Linked DNA regions of Homo sapiens: region 2 is linked to region 1. Evidence: read pairs that join two places in POLR2A ChIA-PET (ENCODE). Cell type or tissue: PC-3. All regions are shown on one strand. Links, peaks and the distances in the headings refer to the core of each region. The heading gives the core; the rest is flanking DNA. Region 1 overlaps FNDC3A (fibronectin type III domain containing 3A). Region 2 has its middle 150 kb from the start of FNDC3A.

Region 1 (12,657 bases), core at 4,390-8,389:
TATTCTTTAGAAATCAAAAAGACTTTCATTTGGGTTCTAGATCCACCAATAACTAGGTATGAGGCTTTTTATGAATCTCAGGTTCCTCTCTTAAGATTTAAAGTTGATTAATGCAATCAATGCATACAACACAATCTTGGCAGACAATGAGCACCTAATTACATTATTAAAGATGGACTCTGAGACAGAAAAAAAAGACAAATAACAATATAGACCAATAAACAACATGCCAGATTAGAGATATAAGCCTGACAATATATATATTACAAGAAATTAAGGAGCACTTTTTTTTTTTTTTAACATTGGAGTGGTCAGAAAGAGTCTCAAAATAGATGTAACTAGTATTGGGTTTTGAAGGGCTGGAAAGATTCAGAAAGCTCTCACCTGTATGTATGCATGCTCCTGTGTGATTTTTATAAGAAGGAACAATGTGAACAAAGGTATGAAGGCGGTGTGATGATTAATACTGAGTGTCAACTTGATTGGATTGAAGGATACAAAGTACTGATCCTGGGTATGTCTGTGAGGGTTGCCAAAGGATTTGAGTTAGTGGGCTGGGAAAGGCAGACCTAACCTTAATCTGGATGGGCACAACCTAATCAGCTGCCAATACCGCTAGAAGATAAGAAGGCAGAAAAATGGAAAAAGAGAGACTGTTGAGACATTCCTCCTAAGGTGAAGGATAAGTTGCTGCATTTGGCCCCTCCTACAACCAAGAAAGAGGCACAATGCCTAGTGGGCCTAACTGGATTTTGGAGGCAACACATTCCTCATCTGGGTATGTTACTTCAGCCCATTTATCGAGTGACCTGAAAGGCTGCCAGTTTAAGTGGGCTCCAGAACAGGAGAAAGCTCTGCAACAGGTCCAGGCTGCTGTGCAAGCTGCTCTGTCACTTGGGGCATATGACCCAGCAGATCCAATGGTGCTTGAGGTGTCAGTGGCAGATAGGGATGCTGTTTGGAGCCTTTGGCAGGCCCCCATAGGTGAATCACAGCAAAGACCTCTAGGATTTTGGGGCAAGGCCCTGCCATCTTCCGCAGATAACAACTCTCCTTTGGAGAGACAGCTCTTGGCCCGTTACTGGGCTTTGGTGGAAACTGAATATTTGACTATGGGTCATCAAGTCACCATGTGACCTAACTGCCCATCATGAACTGGGTGCTTTCTGACCCATCTAGCCATAAAGTGGTTTATGCATGGCAGCATTCCATCATCAAATGGAAGTGATCGAGCTTGAGCAGGTCTTGCAGGCACAAGTAAGTTACATGAGGAAGTGGCTCAAATGCCCATAGTCTCCACTCCTGCCACCCTGCCTTCTCTCCCCCAGCCTGCACCTATGGCCTCATGGAGAGTTCCCTATGATCAGTTGACACAGGAAGAGAAGATAGGGCCTGGTTCACAAATGGATCTGCATGATATGCAGGCATCACCCAAAAGTGAACAGCTGCAGCACTACAGTCCCTTTCTAGGACATTCTTGAAGGACAACAGTGAAGGGAAATCTTCCCAGTGGGCAGAACTTCAAGCAGTGCAACTGGTTGTGTACTCTGCATGGAAGTAGAAATGGCCAGATGTGTGATTACATACAGATTCATGGGCTGTACCCAATGGTTTAGCTGGATGGTCAGGGACTTCATTCCTCTGAGCATCTTTAAGAGAGTTGTTTTAAAGTCTCTGTTTTCTTTCACAGCCCCAGGAGTTGTTTTTTTTTTTTTAAGTCTGTATTTAGTAGATCTACCACTGAGTCTTTTTTCATGAACAATTTCTGTTTATTTCTTTTTTTTTCCTTTGAATGGGCAATACTTTTCTGTTTCTTTGTATGCCTTGTAATCTTTTTTTGTTGAAAACTGGACATTTAAATCTAATCATGTAGAAACTCTGGAAATCAGTTTCTTCTCTTTCCCCAGAGTTGGCTGTTTTTTGTTATTGTTCTGATTTTTTTATTGTTGTAGACTATCTCTTTGCCAAGGATCAGCCTGAGATGTACATTTAAGGTCTTCTGAGAGCCTATGTCTTTCCCTGAGCATGTATGGTCATTTTCAGTTTTCCCTGTAAAAGCAGATTTGAGACAGAGTCTTGCTATGTTGCCCAGGCTGGAGTGCAACAGCACAAGCATAGCTCACTGCAACCTTGAACTCCTGGGCTCAAGCAATCCTGCTGCCTCAGCCTTCCGAGTAGCTGGGACTACAGGCATACACCACCATGCCTAATTTTTAAAAAATTTTCAGTAGTAGAGATGAGGTCTCACTGTGTTGTCTTGAACTCCTGGCCTCAAACGATCCTCCTACCTTGGCCTCCCAAAGTGTCGTGATTACAGGCATGAGCCACTGAGCCTGGCCTATGGTACATGTTGACTGACCTAATCTTTAATGCATGGCTCCCAGACGGGGGAAAACAAAGTGGGGGATAAAAGGGTGTTGTTCTTTAAATCCCCTGGAAGTCACAACAGCCAGGGGGTGGGGTGGGGGGGCACTTGCAATAGAGGGTCGTACAATAACAATGGCTGCCCACTTCTTTGTTTGCATGTCTGTGACAGAAGCAGCAGTCAGAGGTCAAAGCACAGACCCCAGTCAGAGGTCAAAGCACAGACCCCCGATCTGTGCAATCTCCTGGATGTGTTTGTTTTTTTGTTTTGTTTTGTTTTTGAGACGGAGTCTCGCTCTGTCACCCAGGCTGGAGTGCAGTGGCGTGATCTTGGCTCACTGCAACTTCTACCTCAAGTGATTCTCCTCTCTCAGCCTCCTGACTAGCTGGGACTACAGGCACATGCCACCATGCCCAGCTAATTTTTGTATATTTTAGTAGAGACAGGGTTTCACCATGTTGGTCAGGCTGGTCTCGAACCCCTGACTTCGTGATCTGCCCACCTCAGCCTCCCAAAGTGCTGGGATTACAGGTGTGAGCCAGCGCGTCTGGCCTCTGGGATATGTTCTTAAAGAAAGTGGGCAAATTTCTCATCTCTTTTTCTTCTCCTGCCCTTTTCCATTCTCTTTGGCACATGGACATGGTGGTGAGCCAACCTGGATCATGCATACATTGGCAGCAACCTAGGGATGGCAGGCCAAGGCAAAAGTAACCTAGGCCACTTGTATAACCTATGGAGCAGCACCTCCATACAAGCACTAACTGCCTATCTTTGTACCGTAATTTATGAGAAAAGAAAAAAGTTCATATTATTTGTCTTAGTTTTTTATTGCTGTGTAACAAACAGTGGTTTTAAAAAGTACCCATTCATTAGTTCAGTTTTGTACTTCAGAAGTCTGGGTATGGTGTAACTGGCTTCTCTGTTCGGGGTCTCATAAGGCAAAAAAAGAAGCGTGAACTAGGGTGTATTCTCATCTGGAGGTTGGAGACCTCTTACCAAAAGCTTATGGTGTGGCAGAATTAAGTTTTGTGATTGCAGGACTGAGGTCCCCATTTCTGGTGGGTAGCCAGGGACCACAGTCAGTTCCCAGAGCCCACCCACATTTCTTGCCATGTGGCCCTTTCCATCTTCAAAGCCAGCAAGAAAACTCTTTCACTTGCTGACTTCCATCTCATGCTTCAAATCTCTTCCAGAAAGGCCCTCTTTTCATAAGGACTCACTTGATTAGTGAGGTTTATTCCAGACAATCTCTCTTTCTTAAAAGTCATCTGTACCATGCAATACAATATAACCCAATTGTGAAAGTAACATTCATCATATTCATTGTCCTGGAAATTATGTAGGTTATGTACAAGAGAAGGCAACAACACTGGGGGCCATCCTAGAATTTTGCCTACCACATTATTTAAGCTCTGGCTTCAGGTATCTGCTGCTTTAAAAATGGTTTTTGATAAATATAAAAATTTACTAAATTAATTTTTTAAATTGTGGTAAAATACAGATAAAACTTGCCATTTTAACACATTTTAAGTGTATGGTTCAATATTAGGTACATTTACATTGTTGTGCAACTATCACCACTATCCAACTCCAGAACATTTTTCATCTTCCAAAACTAAAATTCTGTACCCATTAAATACTAACTCTCCACTCTTCCCTCCCTCTAGTCCCTAGCAACCACTATTCTATTTTCTCTCTCTATGAATTTGACTATTTTGGATACCTCACGTAAGTGGAATCACACAATATTTATCTTTTTGTGACTGATTTATTTCACTTAACTGCTACATACTTTTGAAATTAAATTTTAATACACATCAGAAAACACTGCTGTGTGCAGTGCCTCATGCCTGTAAATCCTAGCACTTTAGGAGGCCAAGGCAGGAGAATCACTTGAGGCTACGAGTTCAAGACCAGCCTGGGCAACATAGCGAGACCCTGTCTTTACTTAAAAAAGAAAAAAAAGAAAAAAAGACTGAGAAGGAAGTACTAGTGCGGTTGGAAAAAAAACAGGAGAATGCATAAACTGTAGAAGGGCAATCAAGAGAACAGTGTCCAAGAAGAAGGAAATAATACACTGGGTTAAATATACTGGGTCGAATGCTACTGGTTCAAATAATACACTGAGGTCAAGTATGATGAGAAGTGAGAATTGACCACTCATTCTGGCTACACAGAGGTTACTGGTGACCTTGACAAGAGTGTAACAATCATTCAATCTAGAAGTAGTAGTAGTATATGATCACAATAGTTACTACTGTTATGGATTATTTTCCCATAGTATGAGAATTTTGGAGTGAAGCTGAGTGAAATAAAACTGTGCCCAAACATGATCTCTTTGGTGTCAGTTTCCAAGTAATTTCATGATGAAGTGGAACTAAAAAAATATTTTGAGGAAAAACACACGTAGTAGAAAAAGATTCCCTGTATATTGTATGTAACTATCTACTGGGATCATTTACTCAATTAACAAATACTTATTGAGTGCCTACATAGTGCCAGGAATAAATTTTATTATAATTGAATGTTTCCTTAATTATTCATATATAAAAGGTTAAAAATGGTTAGATATTAGAAAAATTTGCAATGGTCCATAAAGATAATATGTCTATTGGGCTAATCTTAACCTAAGCAAATAAGTAATGAAGCTAATGCCAATCAAAGCCTTTAGAAAACTTCATTCTAATAAAAATCTGATCATAGCATTCTAAGGAGAAGCAAATATCTGAGAAATCAAAAGCAGATAGCAACACCTTTCTTCTACAGAAAAATAGGTTTCTAAATTTCTGTTACCTAGAATATAACAACTATTTTTACGTAAAAATAACCGACTGCATAAATGTTCATTTAATTTATAAAACCAACCAACTTCCCCTCTTATAAAAAACAAGTTACCATTTTATTTTACTTACACATATTTATTTTATAATTGGTATTAGATATTCAAAAGGCAGCTTTTAAAATCAAACTAAATGGAAACTGCCTTAGATACATAATTCTTAGGAATTAGCTTAAAATCTGCCTAAAGTGAAAATCTTCTCTAGCTCTTTTGACTGTAAATTTTTGACTCTTGTAAAACATCCAAATTCATTTTTCTTGTCTTTAAAATTATCTAATCTTTCCATTTTTTCCCTATTCCAAGTCAATTTGCTTCTCTAGCCTCATTTCCTAGCTCTTATCTACTATTAGTAAGTGGCTTTTTTCCTAAAAGGGAAAACAGGAAGAGAGAATGGCACACAAAACAAACATTTTATATTCATATTTCTACCTACGTAATAAAATAGCATTTTGTGAGGCCAGCTCAAAAGAAGGCTTAGATCCTTTTATGTCCATTTTAGTCACTAAACGATATCAAAAGTGCCAGAATGCAAAAGGTTTGTGAACATTTATTCAAAAGCTAATATAAGATATTTCACATACTCATCTTTCTGGATCCTAATTTCCTTTTGTCATCAGTCATTAAAAAATTTTTTTAATCAATATTTTTGTTGCTTATTTTAATAGCACTCACTAAACTGGCTTAGATTTTATACTTCCAAGAGACTAACTATAACAGTGATATTTTGCTTATTAGGAACATGAAGAATTGATGACAACTGAATTTCCCTATATTTTCCTTTCTAACAAAAATATTGCAATTTTCTCTTAAATAAGTCTTATATAACACACTTTCTCTTGAAAAGTAACATTTAATAGCTCTCTGGGACATCCTGAGACTATTACACAATGTACTCGGAATGAATCATAGTCATTCACTTAAATTGAAATGGGCTGAATTTATGAATGGATGATCTGTTATAATTCATTTTTACAAACATGACTCATTAATGTTTCAAAGCTACTATTTTGAGCGACTCTAATTAAACTGATGTTTTCATATTAAAAGGGGAAGTATAAAGAGCAAATTTTTAAATACAATCATGATTTCCACCAGTATGAAAAATAGTTACCTATGCTTCAAAAAATTTTCTAATGGAAGTTAAGGTTGTTTAAGTAATGTATAAAGAACAAACTTCTCCATGGTTTAGTTTGCTAATTATGAAAAAAGTAAATAGTCATATGGGAATAAAAATCTACTACATGTGGTTTTGACTTGAGTTACTTATAATTTCAGTAGAACTTGGTCTGATTTGCTGTAATGCAAAGTCAGTGGGCAAAAGATAACCAGTGATCTTATAAAAAATTCTTATAATATCAATCTCCGTATTATTAAAATACATTTAAGACATGGTATGTAATTAGTATAGTTATGAATATGTAACTATTTGAGAGCTGGTAGAAACTTGTAGAATCTAAATTGCCCTAGCCCACCCTCATTTCAGTATATGCACAATACCGGCCAGAATTTAAGTAAATTACCTACGGCTATAAATTAATAGCATTTTAGGCTTGTGATGAACCTTAAAAGGCATGAACAATCCCCTCAAAAGAAATAAACCATCTTCTATAAATAAACCACCATCAAGTGAAGAGCCAGCAGATGCATTACCACCTACAAAGATAGATGGGAGAGGCTGGGTGCAGTGGCTCATGCCTGTAATCCCAGAACTTTAGGAGGCTGAGGCGGGTGGATCACCTGAGATCAGGAGTTCAAGACCAGCCTGGCCAACATGGTGAAACCTTGTCTCTACAAAAATACAAAAATTAGCCGGGCATGATGGCAAGTGCCTGTAATCCCAGCTACTTGGGAGGTTGAAGCAGGAGAATCACTTGAACTCAGGAGGCAGAGGTTGCAGTGAGCCGAGATCGGGCCATTGCACTCCAGCCTGGGCAAGACAGTAAGACTTGGTCTCAAGGGGAAAAAAAAAAAAAAAAAAGGATGGATGGGAAACTGATCACTCCTAACCCTCCTTTGACATCTCCGTTTATTACAAAGTTCTTCTTCATGCTAAGCTAAACTCTGTTTTCTTTTAACTTCCACCCATTGGTTCTAGAACCCAGGTCAATTTACTCCCAGACCTGTGCCTTTAATAACACACCATTAATTCTGTCACATAGTCTGTTACTTCTTTAAAGTTTTATTGTGATTATAGGAAGAAATGGTATACGTGTAATATCTCATGCCTACTGTTATAGTAACTGCAGCAAAAGTTGTAGTGACTATGATCTACAACACAATAGACACAACTTCTGATAAATTTCAGAGGTATTTCTAATATCAAAGCCCTGAAGTATCAAGAGTCATGAGGCTGAGGTGTCTCAGAGATTCCAGGATATCAGAGCAGGTTACTAGGAGTCTTACTTGCATGAGGACTCTACATTCCTCTCTCCTCCCCAACAAAGACATCCTGAGAGAAGAGGGCTTTGCTTATGTCTTATGGGCATAAGGATTTACACTAGAACATGAGAGAAGGACAAGGCCAGGAGCTCCAACTTTTGCAAGGCAAATAACTTACCATGAGGTAACAGAGTTGTGATTAATGGGATAGAGGCTCAGGGTTTATAACTATTTAACAAAATACTGGCTTAGTCTAGGGACTTGCTAAAAAATGCTCTGCAAAGGAGATGGCAGGTATTTGAAAAAGCTGACTAATTGCAGGAATGAGGATGGACGTGTGGTTATAATCATCACGATCCCACAGCACAGAAAGGGAGAAAATGGTTACTAACTGGTTGGGACATACCATCCCTTATGTTCAAAAAGACCTGTAATGGCAGGAAGAAGCAGGATCAGGTACTTGAGGAAATGAGGTGAGAGTAGAAAAGCAATGAACAGCAGCAGCAACGAAAAAGAAAAGTCAGATAGAGGAGTTGACAATAACTGCCCCCAGAAGCACCGGGGCTGGTTACTTCTTTAATGAGGGGACAGTAGAAGCAAGAAAGGATAAACCCCTACTGGCAGAAAAAGCCATACCAGCAACAACGAGGAGAAAACATCAATAACTCCTGAGAAGCTGTTCTGAGCCACTTGAAACCAAAAGGTTAGCAATAGGACTTCTAGGTGGAGCCTGATCATACTAACTCTAGTAGGTGACGAGGTTCACAATCAACACACTCTAGTAGTGTTAATTAGGTTCTTGTCTTCCCCAAGCAGCGTGAGGTATGAGAAAACAAAGGTGATACCTCTCAGAAAACTTGAATTCACCTTGATACTTTTTCTACACAAAGAGTCAAATCATGAGAAAATAAGCATAAACCCAGAATTTTTGGTCAAATGATCATCACCCAGGTGATATCTGTGGCTCACCATTTACATATTTAAATCAATATTTTCATATAACTGTATAATCTTAAATGGTGCTCATATTGAAAACTCTGAGGCACTAAAATATCCCCAAGTATGAAAAGTATATTTTTGGTATATAACAGTTACCAAGGCAAGCAAGTACTGTACACAAATAAAAATATTTTAGCAGTTCTTTTTAACATATTGACAGAATGCCCACTAAGCAAAAGGCATTATTTTAGCACAGATGATAAAAGATGAAACAGGCAATTTCTGTTGTTAAAGAAACAAAATGGAAGATAATACTCCACTTCAGTTAAGTAGGGTTTTTGTACCAAAATAAAGACGGCATTATTGTTCCTGCCCCTATGAGATTCAGAATGTAGTGGAAGTTTCTCTCTCCTCAAGTATTTATTTCACCAGTAGTGGGTATTAATAAATTAACTAGTTGATATACTATTTATAGGTCTACCATGAGCAATAACCATTCACTAGCTCAATTACCTTATGTGCCTGTGCACAGATAGACTTGTTAAATTTAACACGCTCATTCAGAGTCCTCATTCCCAGAAGTAACTAAAGAGAACTCAGTTTAATAAACAGATTATTCTGGAATCAAAGCATCTTTAGTTACAATAACTGCTGGAATTCACCTAATCACAATTATCTTTCTATGCTGGAATTACTTTTATAATATCACCCAACCAGGGTATGAACACATATGAAGATGGGACACTGTTATAACAAACAACTCCATTTTTATACAGCCATAGCTGTTCTTCCCCGTGTCAAAATCTGCTTCCTTAGCCGGGCATGGTGGTGAATGCAACCGTAATCCCAGCACTTTGGGAGGCCGAGGCGGGTGGATCACGAGGTCAAGAGCTTGAGACCAAGTCACTGCCCTCTTTTCTAGGTTAAACATCCTTCACGCATTTCTATAGTGTTTTATAAAGGTGATTTCACGCTTCTATGATCTCCTGGTTATCTTCCTTGGGACAATCCCAGTTTGTCAATACTTCTTTTAAACATGTTAAAAGAATACCGTCTAACCAGCATACACCACCATCTGTTTTGAACTTGCATTTCTATTTTTGAAGTCCAAGATTTCATTTGTTTTCCCTTTTGCAAATGGGATTCAATAGATGACTCATATTTAGTTCTAGTTCCGCTAAAATAAGCAAGTTCTATTCATAAAGTTGTCTTCTCTTGCACTGCAGTGGACGCTGTCATTTGTTTTAGTGCATAGAATCTGAAGTCCCTTTGTGTGTTTGAGGAGTCTCCTTGGTGTGAGATAAAGACCATCACTCCTACAGGTGCTGATAATTTGGCAGGCAGTGGTGGGTGGCTACAAAATTCCTGTTGCAGAAGTGGTATCTGTGCTAGAAGCAAGTAATACTGAGTTCTTAGTGGAGGAGGGGAAGGGGTATAATCACAGCATTGATGATGACTTCCTAATTAGACCACCTCTGTGTGGATGCCCTTTTTACCCTAGTTGGGCTCTGACTCTTCACTCTAATACATCCCCAGATTGTGCACTATCTGACCATGCTGGGACTCCTACAACCCAGGTCAGGCTACCCCTCCACACAGATGGCCTCCTCACTCTTGTTTGAGCTCTGATTCCCCATGCTGGATCATTGCATTGCGTCAGTGACTGCCTCATCCTGCTCAAGTTCTTACATGCCACACTACATACCTTCTTGATGATATCCTCCTCAGCCTTATACTCTGACTCCCTATACCAGGCTGCCTTCTTGTGTGAATTCCCTCTTCAGTCTGCTTGGGCTCTAACTCCCTATACTTGGCTATTCTCTGATGTGATATGGTTCTCATTCAATTAGGGCTCTGACATCCTACTCTGGGGAACTGCAGCTCACCTCTCCCATTCCCACTAGTGCACTGCCTATATTGTTCTGCCTCACCTAAGAGCTTCAGGACTGAGCTATTAGGAAGGAAAAGGAATGAGGACAGGAGGAGTCTCAATATCATCTTAAACTCTTTTGTGTTTTATAGGCAAGATTAAGTTTCAAAAAAGGAACCCCAACTAATACACACTATACAGTACCTAGATTTTTAAAATCAAAACGTAGAACTTTATATTTACTCCTATTAAATTTTATCCTGTTGGGTTTTTTTGTTTTTGAGATGGAGTCTTACTCTGTCACCCAGGCTGGAGTGCAGTGGCAGGATCTCAGCTCACTGCAACCTCTGCTTCCCGGGTCCAAGTGATTCTCCTGCCTCTGCCTCCCGAATAGCTGGGATTACAGGTTTGCGCCACCACATCCAGCTAATTTTTGTATTTTTAATAGAGACAGGGTTTCATCATGTTGGTCCAACTGGTCTCGAACTCCTGACCACAGGTGATCCGCCCCACCTCGGCCTCCCAAAGTGCTGGGATTACAGGCGTGAGCCACCGTGCTGGGCCTATCCTACTGTTTTTGACCTATCATTTCAATATGTTCTGATCTTCTTGAGTTTGACATTTATTAACGTTAGCAACTTTCTGACACTTAAACATTTCATAAACATGTTTTTATTTTTGTTAAAAAAAAAAAAAAAGGTACTGATTTAACAGGCTCAAAAGAAAGCCCTAGAGAACAAAATCCTGAGTAACACAACGTGAGACAAAGTTGCAGACTGGCAACGGTCTGATGATCAAATTTTATTTCATCTTCCTATAAAGGTATATAAGAAAGTCTGACAAATAAGCTTGAGAAAATAAACAGTGCTTATTCATTTTTGTCCCTCACTGAATACTGAATAAGTGAATGGATGAAGAATATAAGGTCTTTGTTTTTGTAGAAGCCACTTTGCAGAAAAATTATAATGTAGATGTGGTTAATCCATGATCAATGTAATTAGAGACTATATATGATGTAGGTCTTGGGTTCTATGGTTCCACAGATATAAGTAATATATCCCAAAAGATACGGCCTAATAATAATCTTCTCTATGACAAAATTATGTTCTAAGTCCTACATGATGTGTATACACACGGACACACACTATTTACATAAACAAGTGTAAGACACAATATATACTGAATATAATCTGACTGATACAATAGTAAGTGGCAAAGTTTGAACTCAAACCCAAGTACCCTTCTGCTTAACTACTGCCCTATTAAAGTATTAAATAATCATCAATATTTTTGCTTGTCTGTCTAAAACATAATATTTGAAGGAGCCAGAGCATATAAAAATTATTCAAGCATAGCTCGTCTGTGTATTTTTTGCTTTTCATAATTTTCTCTCTTACATGTAGTGGCATGGAATCACACCAAAGTAGAAGTGCCATAACAATGCAAAACCCCTAGATAGTTAATAAATTCTTACTCGTTAGCCCCATTTATTCATTCTGAGGTATCACAGACGAAAAGAGAAAAAGCCATACCTGCCTCTCATAAGGAGGGTTTTTAGCTACAACTGTTGGCTATAACACATCTACTTGTTTGACACATATAAATGCTCAAGAAACATCTGTTGTTTTCTCTTCTTCACTCACCTTAAACGTTTATTGAGAGTCTCTATGTGCTGGGTGCCATACAAAGCATCAGGGCTATAAACATATGTAAAAATATCTGCCTTCAATTATTTCTGTATGTGTATCTACAGCTAAAAGAGGAGAGAAACTAAAGCAAGGGCTTCACAGAACAGATGATATCTAGAGGAACCAATTTGTCATCAGGAGAGCCAGCTCTACACAGGATTCTTAAGTGTTTACTACATATTCTCTATGAAATATGCTTCTATGACCTTCCCAGTAACCCAAATTTAGAAACCTTGCCTAATTCCCTATTTTTCATAACTCTTCACAACATAAAACTAAGAAGGTAGTCTTTAGCACATGCTACAAAGATCTATTAATATAAAACCTAAAATCTCCCCATTCAATAAATTTTTACATTTCTACATACCAGTTACTAGGCAAAATACTTAATTTTCACAGTATCTCTCAATATACAAGACAATCTGTTGACATGCTATCAAAGCACTTCACTATGAAAACGTAAGAACAAGTTAGATTGTTTCAAAATACCTCTCAACAGAAAAAACCTGAGACAGACTCAAACTAGCACTCATTTCAAAAGTAATCAAGAATTTAAGTTAAAACCAGTGAATAATGG
Region 2 (12,657 bases), core at 3,138-7,137, 260 kb after region 1:
TTTCAAGGGATTTTGGGAAAGAGGAAAATATGTATTTGCCTTTTTCTTCAATTCTCTCAACCAGCATCATTTTTGGGTATGTGGTATTTACATATATTAAAACAATGTAAAAGACTCTAACCAATAGATAGTATTTTAGTGCTATTAATATATCCTCAATGAAAACTCTTATTGGAAAATTGTTATCATTAGCTATTTGTTACTTTTTATTAAAGTTCTTGTGAAGGAAGTCAGTGGGAATTAGGGAAAAATATTCTGTCATATTTTTGTGAGAGTCCAAATACTATTTATCAAGCAAATATTATTTATCAAGCAAATGCCTCAGGGCATGCTTGTTATTTCATTCAAATTCATATCACCGTGAAAGTAGTAAGTCTATGTGGCAGTCATAATTTTATTGTAGATGAATCTGAAGAAAAATAGAAACCAAGAGCCCTATGACAAATAAGCAGTCAATGGCAGTTGTAGGAAAAGTTGCAAATGAGTCAAGGTGACACATGCAAAATATTCTCGTGATCTCTAAGAGACCCTGTGAACCTCTGCATCAAGTCAGAGAGTATTTGTTTACAAATAATTAAAGAGCAGTATCCATCTCAACAGCACCACCGGATCATATTAACAGGCACAAGTGCTTTCACAATTCTGTGGGCAAAAAATAATTTTATATCTAGAATTCCATACCCAGAAAAACTATCAACCTTCTGTGAGGATAGAATAAAAACATTTCAGACATGCAAGACCTCAAAAAATTTATCCCCCATGTACGTTTTCTTAGGAACTTGCTGGAGGAAGTGTTTTGCCAAAATTAAGGATTAAACCAAGAAAGAAGAAGGTGTAGGATCCAACAAACTGAACACTCAACATAAGAGGGAGGTGAAAGGTACTCCCAGGAGAATAATCAACAGAGAGCTCACGTTGACCACTGTAGAACAGACTTTGAGAACACTGGTCCAGCCTGTAACAGATCAGAAGGTCCTGGGAGATACACCTTCAAGAAGATAAAGCTTGTACCACACCTATATGTGTTTAAACATACAGGCATACCTCGAAGATATTGTGGGTTTGGTTCCAGACCACTGCAATAAAGCAAATATTGCAATAATATGAGTCACATAAGTTTTTGGTTTCCCAGTTCATACACTTATACCGTATTGTAGTCTTTAAAGTGTGCAATAGCATTATGTCTAATTAAAAATATTTTATTGCTAAAAAAATGCCAACAACAATCTGAGCCTTCAGTGAGTCACAATTTTGCTGATGGAGGGCCTTGCCTTGGTGTTGATGGATACTGACTGACCAAGGTGGTGGTTACTGAAGGTTGGGGTGACTATGGCAATTTCTTAAAGTACAACAATAATTACGTTTGCTGTATCAATTGACTCTTCCTTTCATGAAAGTTATCTCTCTAGCATGCAATGCTGTTTGAAAGCATTTTACCCACAGTGGAACTTTTTTCAAAATTAGAGTCAAATCTTCTCAAACCTTGCCACTGCTTCATCAGCTAAGTTTATGTAATATTCTAAATTCTTTGTTATCATTTCAACAATGTTCACAGTATCTCCACCAGAAGTAGATGCCATCTCAAGAAACCACTTTCTTTCCTTTTTTTTTTTTTTTTTTGAGATGGAGTCTCTGTTGCCCAGGCTGGAGTGCAGTGGTATGGTCTCAGCTCACTGCAAGGTCTGCCTCCCGGGTTCACGCCATTCTCCTGCCTCGGCCTCCTGAGTAGCTGGGACTACAGGTGCCCGCCACCATGCCCGGCTAATTTTTTGTATTTTTAGTACAGAAGGGGTTTCACCGTGTTAGCCAGGATGGTCTCAATCTCCTGACCTCGAGATCCACCCACCTCGGCCTCCTAAAGTTCTGGGATTACAGGCATGAGACACCGCACCCAGCAAAGAAACCACTTTCTTTGCTCATCTGTAAGAAGCAATTCCTCATCTGTTCAAGTTTTATCCTGAGATTGCAGCAATACAGTCAAATCTTCAGGCTCCACTTCTAATTCTAATTCTCTTGTTATTTCTATCACATCTGCAGTTACTTCCTTCACTGAAGTCTTGAACTACTCAGAGTCATCCATAAGAGTTGGAATCAACTTTTTCTGGACTTCTGTTCATGTTGATATTTTGACCTCCTCTTATGAATTAAAAGTGTTCTTAATGGTATCTAGAATGGTGAATCCTTTCCAGAAGGTTTTCAGTTTACTTTGCTCAGATCCATTAGAGGAATCACTGTTTATGGCAGCCACAGCCTTATGAAATGTATTCCTTCGATAATAAGACTTGAATGACAAAATTACTCCTTGATCCATGGGCTATAGAATAAATATTGTATTAACAGGCATGAAAAAAACATTAATCTTTTTGTACATCTCCATCAGAGCTCTTTGGTAATCAGGTGCGTTGTCAAAGGAATCTTTTTTTCTGAAGAGTAGGTCTCAACAGTGGGCTTGAAACAGTGAGCTTCCTTGCATCTCTCAGCCTGTAAGCAGATGTGCTGTCATTCAGGCTTTCTTGTTCTATTTATAGAGCATGGGCAGAGTCAATTTAGCATAATTCTTAAGGCCCTAGGATTTTCAGAATAGTATATGAGCCTTGACTTCAACTTAAAATCACCAGCTGCACTGGCCCCCAGTGAGAGAGTTAGCCTGTCCTTTCAAGCTTTGAAGCTAGGCATTGACTTCTCCTCTCTAGCTATGAAAATCCTAGATTGCATCTCCTTCCAGTAGAAGACTATTTCAGCTACATTGAAAATCCGTTGTTTAGTGTAGCCACCTTGATTAATTATCTTAGCTAGATCTTCTGAAAAACTTGCCACAGCTTCTCAATCAGCACCTGTTGCTTCTCCTCTCACGTTCAAGTTATAGGGACAGCTTCTTTCCTTAAACTTCATGAATCAACCTCTTCTAGCTTCAAACTTTTCTTCAGCAGCTTTCTCACCTGTCTCAGCCTTCACAGAATTGAAAAGAGTTAGACTTTACGCTGGATTAGACTTTGGCTTAAGGGAATGTTGTGGCTGGTTTGATCTTCTATCCAGACCACTCAAACTTTCTCCATATCAGCAATAAGGCTGATTTTCTTTCTTATTATTTGTGTGGTCACTGGAGTGGCACTTTTAATTTCCTTCAAAAATTTTTCCTTTGCATTTGTAACTTGGCTGACTGGCGCAAGAGGCCTAGCTTTCGGCCTTGTGTCAGCTTTCAACATGCCTTCCTCACTAAGCTTAGTCATTTCTAGCTCTTGACTTAAAGTGAAAGGCATGCAACTCTTCCTTTCACTTGAACACTTAGAGGTCATTTTAGGATTATTAACTGGCCTAATTTCAATATTGTGGTGTCTCTTAAGATAGGGAGGCCCGGCGAGCTCGGTGGCTCATGCCTGTAATACTAGCACTTTGGGAGGCCGAGGTGGGCATATCACTTGAGGTTAGGAGTTCGAAACCAGCCTGACCAATATGGTGAAACCCCATCTCTACTAAAAATACAAAAAAAAATTAGCCTGCCGTGGTGGTGGGCACCTGTAATCCCAGCTACTCAGGAGGCTGAGGCAGGAGAATTGCTTGAACCCGGGAGACGGAGGTTGCAGTATGCTGAGATCACACCACTGCACTCCAGCCTGGATGACAGAGCGAGACTCCATCTAAAATAAATAAATAAATAAAAGGGTAAGGAGGCCCACGGAGGAGAGGGAGAGAGACAGGGGAGTGGCCAGTGAGCGGAGCAGTCGGTACACATGCAACATCTATTGATTAAACTCACTGTCATTTGCGGGCATGGTTTGTGGGCCCCCAAAACAATTACAATAGTAACACCTAAGATCACTGATCACAGATCACCACAACAGACACAATAATAATGAAAAACTTTGAAAGATTGTGAGAATGACCAAAATGTGCCACAGAGACACAAAATGAGCACATGCTGTTAGAAAAATGGCACCAATAGACTTGTTCAATGCAGGTTGCCACAAAATTTCAATTTGCAGAAAGCAAAATATCTGTGAAGCACAACATCTGTGAAGCACAACAAAAATGAAAAGCAATAAAATGAGTTAAGCCTTTATAAGACACAACTATAGGGAGTTTGGGTTGAATTTGTGATTATTCATAGAAAATTAAGCAAAATGAAAATGTGATAATTATTAACTCCAGGGAAAAGAAAACAGAAAGGGAAATTAATCATAATATTCTGCATAGCTCAACTGTGAATAATATTTATGTCATCAAATAAATACCAGTAACTGAACTAAATAAAATTATGATACAGCTACACAGGGAGAAGGGGGGGATAAAAACTTTATGTTTTGTTGTTGAGGTCATTCCTAAAGTTGAAACAATATAATGTTTAGAGATATTGAGGTAAATAACCAAAAGAATCAGCTAAAACCTGCTTTAAAGTAGCTGCCTTTGGGACATAAAAGCAGATTGGGAACCACTATTTTTCATAACAAGTCTGGTAGAGCTATTTGACTGCAACAATAGCACGTTGCATTATAATAAAAACAGAAACCAAATAAATAAGTGTGTGAAGATACTTGAATTTTATGTGATCTTAGGCAAGTAACTTCATCTCTCTGGACGTCGTTTGTAAAATAAAGAAAAGAATAGTAACTTTTCATTTTGGATGATCTCTGACCCAATAAGTTTAAGTGTTAAGCTACTTTAAGCTACTCAGAAAACAGAGTTCCAATTTCATAATTGGAAGGGATAATATTGTCATGTAGTTGGATCCCTCAGTTTCCAGGAGGAAACACAGAGAATCTAAGTGATTTATTCACAGGTACTGGCTCATTTATGGCTGAGAACGTATTGAGACATGGGTCTCCAGCTCTTGATCCAAATATCTTTTAAAAATGTTACCACAATGACAATAAGAGAGGGCATTTTATCTCTCTTGTGAAAAAGAGAACTAAAACCACATAGAACCACATAAACCCAACTTTTGAAATATTACTACTTCCTGTGCTAAAGCCAGATAAGTGGTTTAATTGAACCTCTCTTCTTCTACCCTTTTCACCTCTCTCTTGATAGAGTTGTGTGCCTGCCTCCTATTGCAGCAAAGGTTTAAGCCAAGAAAGACACATTTTTAATATACAGATGGATACAGAATATCACCAGTATTCATTTCTATTGTATGTCACCAAACCTTCCCTGAGGCCATTAGTAATTTTCCAGACTTATCTCTGCACTCTGAGTTTGCGACTGAATCAATGCTGGGGTTATAACAGAGACACAAAATGAGTACATAAAGCACGAGATGGTTGGAAAACAGTGTTACAGGTGACATTCTGCCCAGAGCACATTCTGTATGCTGTGAACCTCTTCCCTTCCCCCAGTCAATTTGCTATGCTCGCCTGCATGCAAATACAAGAGGGAAATCTAAGAGACCAGTTACTAAGGAGACAAAACAGGTGCTTATGTGAGTCATCCTCTCTGTGGAGGGAATCGGGCAAATTTTCTATGATGGAAGCTTTGGTGATGATTAATTCACTTTTGACATCCACATTTCAATGCAAAAGGGCTTAAGAATTAATTTCAAATTAAACCTTTTCTCCCCCCCTACAACACTCAGAACCAGGATGGAAGAGGTTTAGGCAGCAGACTGTCAGGTAACAGCAGAAAATGATTCACTGCCTTATTATGTGGGCTGGGGTTACAGGAGAATCCCTGCATTCTTCTTAGGGAAGGAATGAGAGAAGCAGAAGCTTCTTCCAAATGAATAGGCAACTCTGCCTCTGGACCAAGAAAAGCTTGGGTGACAAATCAGTCATTTGCTCCAGTAGAAAGAGCTAGAAAAGGGACTGAATGCTGAAGTGATCCTCTCTTGTTGTGCTAAATTCTGCAGAACAGCCAGTCCCATCCAGGCAGTCAGCCCTGATAACATAAAGGACTTGGGGAGCATGAAGGGGAATGATAAAACAAGAGGGAATGTTTAATTTTTTCTTGACCTTCTTTCTGGGAGGCAACAACATGGTAGAAATATCATGGATTTAGCAATCAGACTGATGGTGATTATACCAGCAATGCCACTTAATAGCTCTGAAGTCTTAGACAATGACCGTGGACCCTTCAGAGCATCAGCAATATGTGAATAGTGCCTCCTCACAAGATTGTTGTGAGGACTTGTATACAGTAGGCACCTAAGAAATTTTGGGATTTCCTTTTCTTACCCTATGACCCATAAACACAAGTTTAGATAGAATCACAGAATCTCTGTGCTGAAAGACAGCATTAGTGATCTAACTTGGCCATTCAGAATGCTTGAAGAAATGCTAAAACCCCTAAAGGAAGTACAAAGGTCTTCCAGTTTCTGCTAAAAATTCTCTAGCAAGGGGAATTTCCACTCTAGAAGGAGGTCCTTTTATATTATGATATTAATATATTAGAAAGCCCTTTTCCTATTTGTCTTAATTCAATCCCCTAGAGCCACATAGAACTAGTCTAATCACTTCCATGGCAAACACAATACTTATTTTCTTCTGATGTGATTTCTTCCTTACATGATATACAACTTTCTTACATCATTCTGATTGCTGTTTCTCCAAGAGGTTATGCCAAAGACTGTGCTCTAGCCACCCAAATCATTCATTCTTCTTTTTTTTTTTTTTGTTCTTATGGTTGGGTAGACTCATCTTTAGTAAAGATAGCTGAAATACCTTTCCCAGCCTCCCATGCAGTTAGATATGAGTATATTGTGGGTTACAGTGGAATGTGAGCGGAAATTATGATTGTCAATTCCTGGCCAGCATCTAAAGCAGTAGATAAGTATTCTACATGCCCTTCCTTCATTCTGTCAGTAGTAACCTGGTCACAGTGGTGCCCCTGTTTCACCCCTATGGTAGGTGACAACGCTCTGTTGAATGATGAGGCAATGGTAATGGAAAGAACCTGGTTCCCTGAAGGACTTCATCAAAGAGAGCTGCCTGTCAGCCTAGGACATCACCTGGGACTGTTATACAAAAGAGAAAGCAACTTCTTTGTTCCTTAAGCCATTGTATCAATGTCTCTCATTGTATCAGCAGCCTAGACTTACCCTAAGTAACGTGGTTTGGCTGTGTCCCCTCCCAAATCTCATATTGAATTCTAATACCCAGTGTTGGGGTAGGGACCTGGCAGGCGCTGATTGAATCATGGGGCAGATTTCCCACTTGCTATTCTTGTGATAGTGAATGAGTTCTCATGAAATCTGGTTGTTTAAAAGTGTGTAGCACTTCCCTCTTTGCCCTCTCTCTCCTGCTCCACCATGATAAGATGTACTTGCTTCCCCTTCTCCTTCCACCATGACTGTAAGTTTTCTGAGGCCTCCCAGCCACGCTTCCTGTATAGCCTGTGGAACTGTGAGTCAGTTAAACCTCTTTTTTTCATAAATTATCCAGTCTCAGGTAGTTCTTTATAGCAGTGTGAGAATGGACTCATTTAGAAAATTGGTACCAGAAGTGGGGTATTGCTATAAAGATACTTGAAAATGTGGAAACGACTTTGGAACTGGATAATAGGCAGAGACTGGAACAGTTTGGAGAGCTCAGAAGAAGACAGGAAGATACAGCAAAGTCTGAAACTTCCTAGACACCTGTTGAATGGTTGTGACCAAAATGCTGATTGTGATATGGATAGTGAAGTCCAGGCTGAGGTTGTCTCAGATGGAGATGAGGAACTTGTTGGGAACTGGAATAAAGGTCACTCTTGCTATACTTTAGAAAAGAGATTAGCAGCTCTGCTCTAGGGATCTATGGAACTTTGAACTTGAGAGAGATGATTTAGGATATCTGGCAGAATAAATTTCTAAGCAACAAAGCATTCAAGCAGTGGCCTGGCTGCTTCTAAAAGCCTATTCTCATTTGCATAAACAAAAAATGACCTGAAATTAGAACTTATATTTAAAAGGGAAGCAGAGCATAAAAGTTTAGAAAATTTGCAGCCCAACCATGTGGTGGAAAGGAACAATCCGTTTTCTTGGGAGGAATTCAAGGCTACAGAAACTTGCATAAGAAGAGCCAAATGTTAATAGCCAACACAATGGGGAAAATGCCTCCAAGGCATTTCAGAGACTCTAGTGGCAGCCCCTACCATCACAGGCCTGGAGGCCTAGTAGAGAAAAATGGTTTTATGGACCAGGCACAGGGCCCTGCTACTCTGTGCTGCCTTGGAACATGGCATCCTGCATCCCAGCCACCTCAGCTCCAGCTGTGGTTAAAAGGGACCAAGGTAGAGCTCAGGCCATTACTTCAGATAGTGCAAGCCCCAAGCTTCCAACCCTTGGTGGCTTCCATGTGGTGTTTGGCCTGCAGATGTGCAGAAGGCAAGAGCTGCGGTTTGGAAGCCTCAACCTAGATTTCAGATGATGTATGGAAATGCTTGGATGTCCAGGCAGATCTGCTGCAGGGGTAGAGCCACCATGGAGAATCTTTACTAGGGCAGTGTGGCGGGAAAAATGTGGGGTTAGAGCCCCCACACAGAATCCTTACTGGGGCACCACCTAGTGGAGCTGTGAGAAGAGGGCCACTGTTCTCCAGACCCCAGAATGGTAGATTCCCCAACAGCTTGCACTATGTGTCTGGAAAGGCTGCAGGCACTCAAAGCTGGCCCATGAAAGCATCTGTGGGGGTTGTACCCTGCAGAGCCACAGGGGCAGGTGGAGCTGCCCAAGTCCTTGGCACCTACCCCATGGTATCAGCATGCCCTGGATGCGAGACATGGAGCCTAAGGAGATTATTTTGGAGCTTTAAGATTTAATGACTGCCCTGCTGGGTTTTGGACTTACAAGGTACCTGTAGCCCCTTTGTTTTGGCCAGTTTCTCCAGTTTGGAATGGGAGCATTTACCCTCATTGTATCTTGGATGTAGCTAACTTGTTTTTGATTTTACAGACTGGTAAAATCCAAAGACTTTGGATTTGTACTTTTAATGCTGGAATGAGTTCAGACTTTGGGGGACTGCTTGGAAGGCATTATTGTGTTTTGAAATGTGAGGACATGAGATTTAGGAGGGCCCAGGGGCAGAATGATATAGTTTGTCTCTCTGTCTTCACCCAAATCTCATGTTGAATTGTAATTCCCAGTGTCGGGGGAGGGACCTGGTGGGAGGTGATTGGATCATGGGGCAAATTTCTCCCTAGCTGTTCTCATGATAGTGAGTGAGTTCTCACAAGATCTGGTTATTTAAAAGTGTGTAGCATTTCCCCCTTCACTCTCTGTCTCCTGCTCCACCATGCTAAGACATGCTTGCTTCCCCTTCATCTCCACCAGGATTGTAAGTTTTCTGAGGCCTCTCAGCCATGCTTCCTGTACAGCCTGTGGAACTGTGAGCCAATTGAACCTCTTTTCTTCATAAATTACCCCGTTTCAGGTAGTTCTCTATAGTAGTGAGAAAATGAACTGATACGCTAACTAAAACAGGTCCTTCTAAGGTGTTCCTCAGAAATGGGTACAATGATAAAATTGTGTTGTGGTTTCACTGGAGCTGAACACTTACCTTTTGCTAGACACTATCATATTTTATAAATGGAATTCAAGACTAATTATTCTTATGTAGCCGTATCATATTGAATTTCAAATAATCTAAAATCCTGATACTTTTTTCTGTGTTGTGCTAAACCATATATCTTCCAACCTCTGCTTGTGGAATTTGTTTCTCCATGTAAAGGAAATTTCTTATATTTATCTTTATTAAACATCAACTTGATAGATTTAATCAATCATTCTAGTTTGCCAAGATCGTTTTGTTTGCTAAATCTGTCATCCACTCTCTTGGCACTCCTCCTGACCTCCAATGATCCATAGTTTTCAGTATCATGCCAGATATCACTTAAATTTAGCTTAATGTCACCCTTTAATGCTTGCATTAAGAAATAAAATACTATATATATATATTTTTTGCTAAAATGATCCTAGAGTTCTCAGTGTTAAAGGAAAAACTTTAGAAAAATTAAATGTAGTAGTGTTTAATTGAGCAAAGAATGATTTGCCAGTTAGGCAGCCCTCAAAATCAGAAGAGGTTCAGAGCTCTGCTGCACAATGTGGGCAGGCAGCATTTATGGACAGAAAACAGAAGTGAGGTGTAGAAGCAGCTTGATTGGTTACAGCTTAGCGTTTGCCTCATTGGAACATGATCTGATAAATTGGCTATCTGCAATTGATGACAGCTTAGCTGCTGTGATTGGCTGAGACTCAGCTACCTGTTACAAAATATACTACTAAGTTAAACATTCAGTTTAACTTAGTATAAAAGTATACGAAAGTATACTACTTTTACAAAAGTATACCATTACAAAAATATACTAAGTAAATATACTACTAAGTATACTACTAAGTCCACTTTTACAAAAGCATACTACTAAGTAAGTATACTTTTTACAAAAGCATACTACTAAGTCAGTATACTTTTTACAAAAGCATACTACTAAGTCAGTATACTTTTTACAAAAGCATACTGTTACAAAAGTATACTACTAAGTTAAACATTCAGTTAAACCAAAGTATACTACTAAGTTAAACATTCAGTAACTACTAAGTTAAACATTCAGTTAGTTATGCACTTAGTTAGGCTGCAGTTCATTACATAAGGACTCAAGTATGGAGGCATCCTCATGCCAAATGTAGTTTAATTTAACATCAGTCTACAGCTGAACAGCATCATGGCCCCTGTAGTGCAGGCAGGAGTTATAGGGTTGCCCCTCACATTGATGCAGTAGGAGGAACAGTGTGAAAAGGGCAGAGTTAGCACTAACATACCAGGAACCATATTTAGTCCAATGCCTGTCTTCTCTAGCCTGCAGCCCATGTCAAAACCTTGTCCACTTACAAGATTGTACTGCTTGTCACTAAAGAAAAAAAGAACAGTCCTTCTGCTTCTCAGCGAATGAGTTGATTTTATTCCTTCTCATTTGCAGATATATATATGCAAACACAAACATATAAACAAATGTGTTACTCTTTCAATGATCTGTCATCTGTAAACAGGCACACTAATGTTGCAAACCAATTAAAAATTAACAATGCGGCCGGGCGCGGTGGCTCATGCATATAATCCTAGTGCTTTGGGAGGCTGAGGTGGGCGGATCATGAGGTCAAGAGATTGAGACCGTCCTGGCCAACATGGTGAAATCCCGTCTGTACTAAAAATACAAAAAATTAGCTGGGCATGGTGGCGTGTGCCTGTAGTCCTAGCTACTTAGGAGGCTGAGGCAGGAGGATTGCTTGAACCCAGGAAGTGGAGGTTGCAGTGAGCAGAGATCGCACAACTGCACTCCAGCCTGGTGACAGAGTGAGGCTCCATTAAAAAAAAAAAATTAACAATGCAGCATCACTTTGAAGGCAAAACCAAGTTTTACCTTCTAGTAACTATTTGAAATCAGAGTATAATCACTCAATAAAAATAACTCAACTCTGATTAATTTTAGTAAAAGTGAAGGGGCTAATAATATAATACTTGCTAGAAATAGTTGGAATTGTTGCCCCGCAAATTACCTTAAATTTCTGTATGTTTCTGCTGCCAGACATACAGTGCTGACTGAACAACTGGAATGGGAGGGCAGAGCCTTAGGCTGGGACCTGTGGTGCAGCTCCAGCTGTGTGCTGTATTGCTGCAGCATCCCTTCCTTCTCTTCCCTTTTGTTACACCATCACCTCTCGAATTCCTCAGTTTTACTAGGAAATTTCCAGCTGGATATGCCCAGGACTCCAATTTTACACCAACTTAAGCAAGTGGCCTTAAGAAGGAAGATGTGATACACACTTGCTAGACCAAAAACGTACTGAGCCATCAGAGATGTTCTGACGCCCGGTGTTTTGAGTCCTGTTTGGAGTAAATTCAGTGTCATCAAATTTCAGGAGTGGAACAGACCTCAGAGACGCTAGAGGGGGTTTGGTGCATACCCACAAAATAAGAATTAACCATCCCTGGAGCAATGCTCCTCTGAGCAAGGCTCTGTGGAGCCTGACCTCTGAACACCAGCTGTTGTCATCTGTTAGGGTCCCCTAGTTTCTCTGCCTTACTTGGCTTCAGAGCAAAAATGTTAAAAATTGATCAATGGCCGGGTATAGTGGCTCACTATAATCTCAGTACTTTGGGAGGCTGAGGCGGGAGGATTGCTTGAGCTCAGGAATTTGAGACCAGCCTGAGCAATACAGTGGGACCCTGCCTTTGTTTTTTATTAAAATAAATTGAAATAAATAGATAAATAAATAAATTGATCAATGATGAATACATGAGAATTCCATTTAGCACCTCTTCCATGTTTATCTGTATAGCTTCTTTTTTTTTTTTTTTTTGAGACAGAGTCTCACTCTGTTACCGAGGCTGGAGTGCAGTGGTGCAATCACAGCTCACTGCAGCTCTGACTTCCCCAGGCTCAGCTGATCCTCCCACCTCAGCCTCCTGAGTAGCTGGGACTACAGGCATGCCCCACCATACCTGGCTAATTTTTATATTTTTGTAGAGATGGGGTTTGCTCAGGCTGGTCTTGAGCTCCTGGGCTCCAGTGATCCACCTGCTTCAGCCTCCAAAAGTCCTGGGATTACAGGTGTAAGGCACCATGACCAGCCTACATAGCTTCTTTATGTGCATTACTCTGTAGTTGTTATAAAATTGTGTTTTAATACAATTTATTCAATATCATTAAATTATTAAGTAAACAGTTATTTAAAATAACTACCTGTGGCTT

The links. Peaks named below come from ENCODE experiments on the same cell type or tissue, not always from the same donor. Only the 100,000 strongest peaks of a DNase experiment are listed, where the experiment ranks them.
Region 2: POLR2A ChIA-PET joins it to region 1 with 9 read pairs; 1 of 35 experiments calls an interaction of 5 or more read pairs at or near these places.

Annotation. Positions count from the first base shown.
Region 1 is chr13:49,080,402-49,093,058 of GRCh38, reverse strand. The region is part of intron 3 of FNDC3A (fibronectin type III domain containing 3A); the gene reads right to left. Among named protein-coding and RNA genes, the nearest start is that of FNDC3A, 110 kb to the right of the region's middle. RefSeq lists enhancers at 9,638-9,727, 9,938-9,997, 10,188-10,437. In PC-3, for the core only: no CTCF peak of the experiment used is centred there; no DNase peak of the experiment used is centred there; H3K4me3 peaks cover 567 bases; H3K27ac peaks cover 2,059 bases.
Region 2 is chr13:48,822,041-48,834,697 of GRCh38, reverse strand. No RefSeq gene overlaps it. Among named protein-coding and RNA genes, the nearest start is that of FNDC3A, 150 kb to the left of the region's middle. In PC-3, for the core only: no CTCF peak of the experiment used is centred there; a DNase peak (open chromatin) is centred at 5,497; H3K27ac peaks cover 2,098 bases.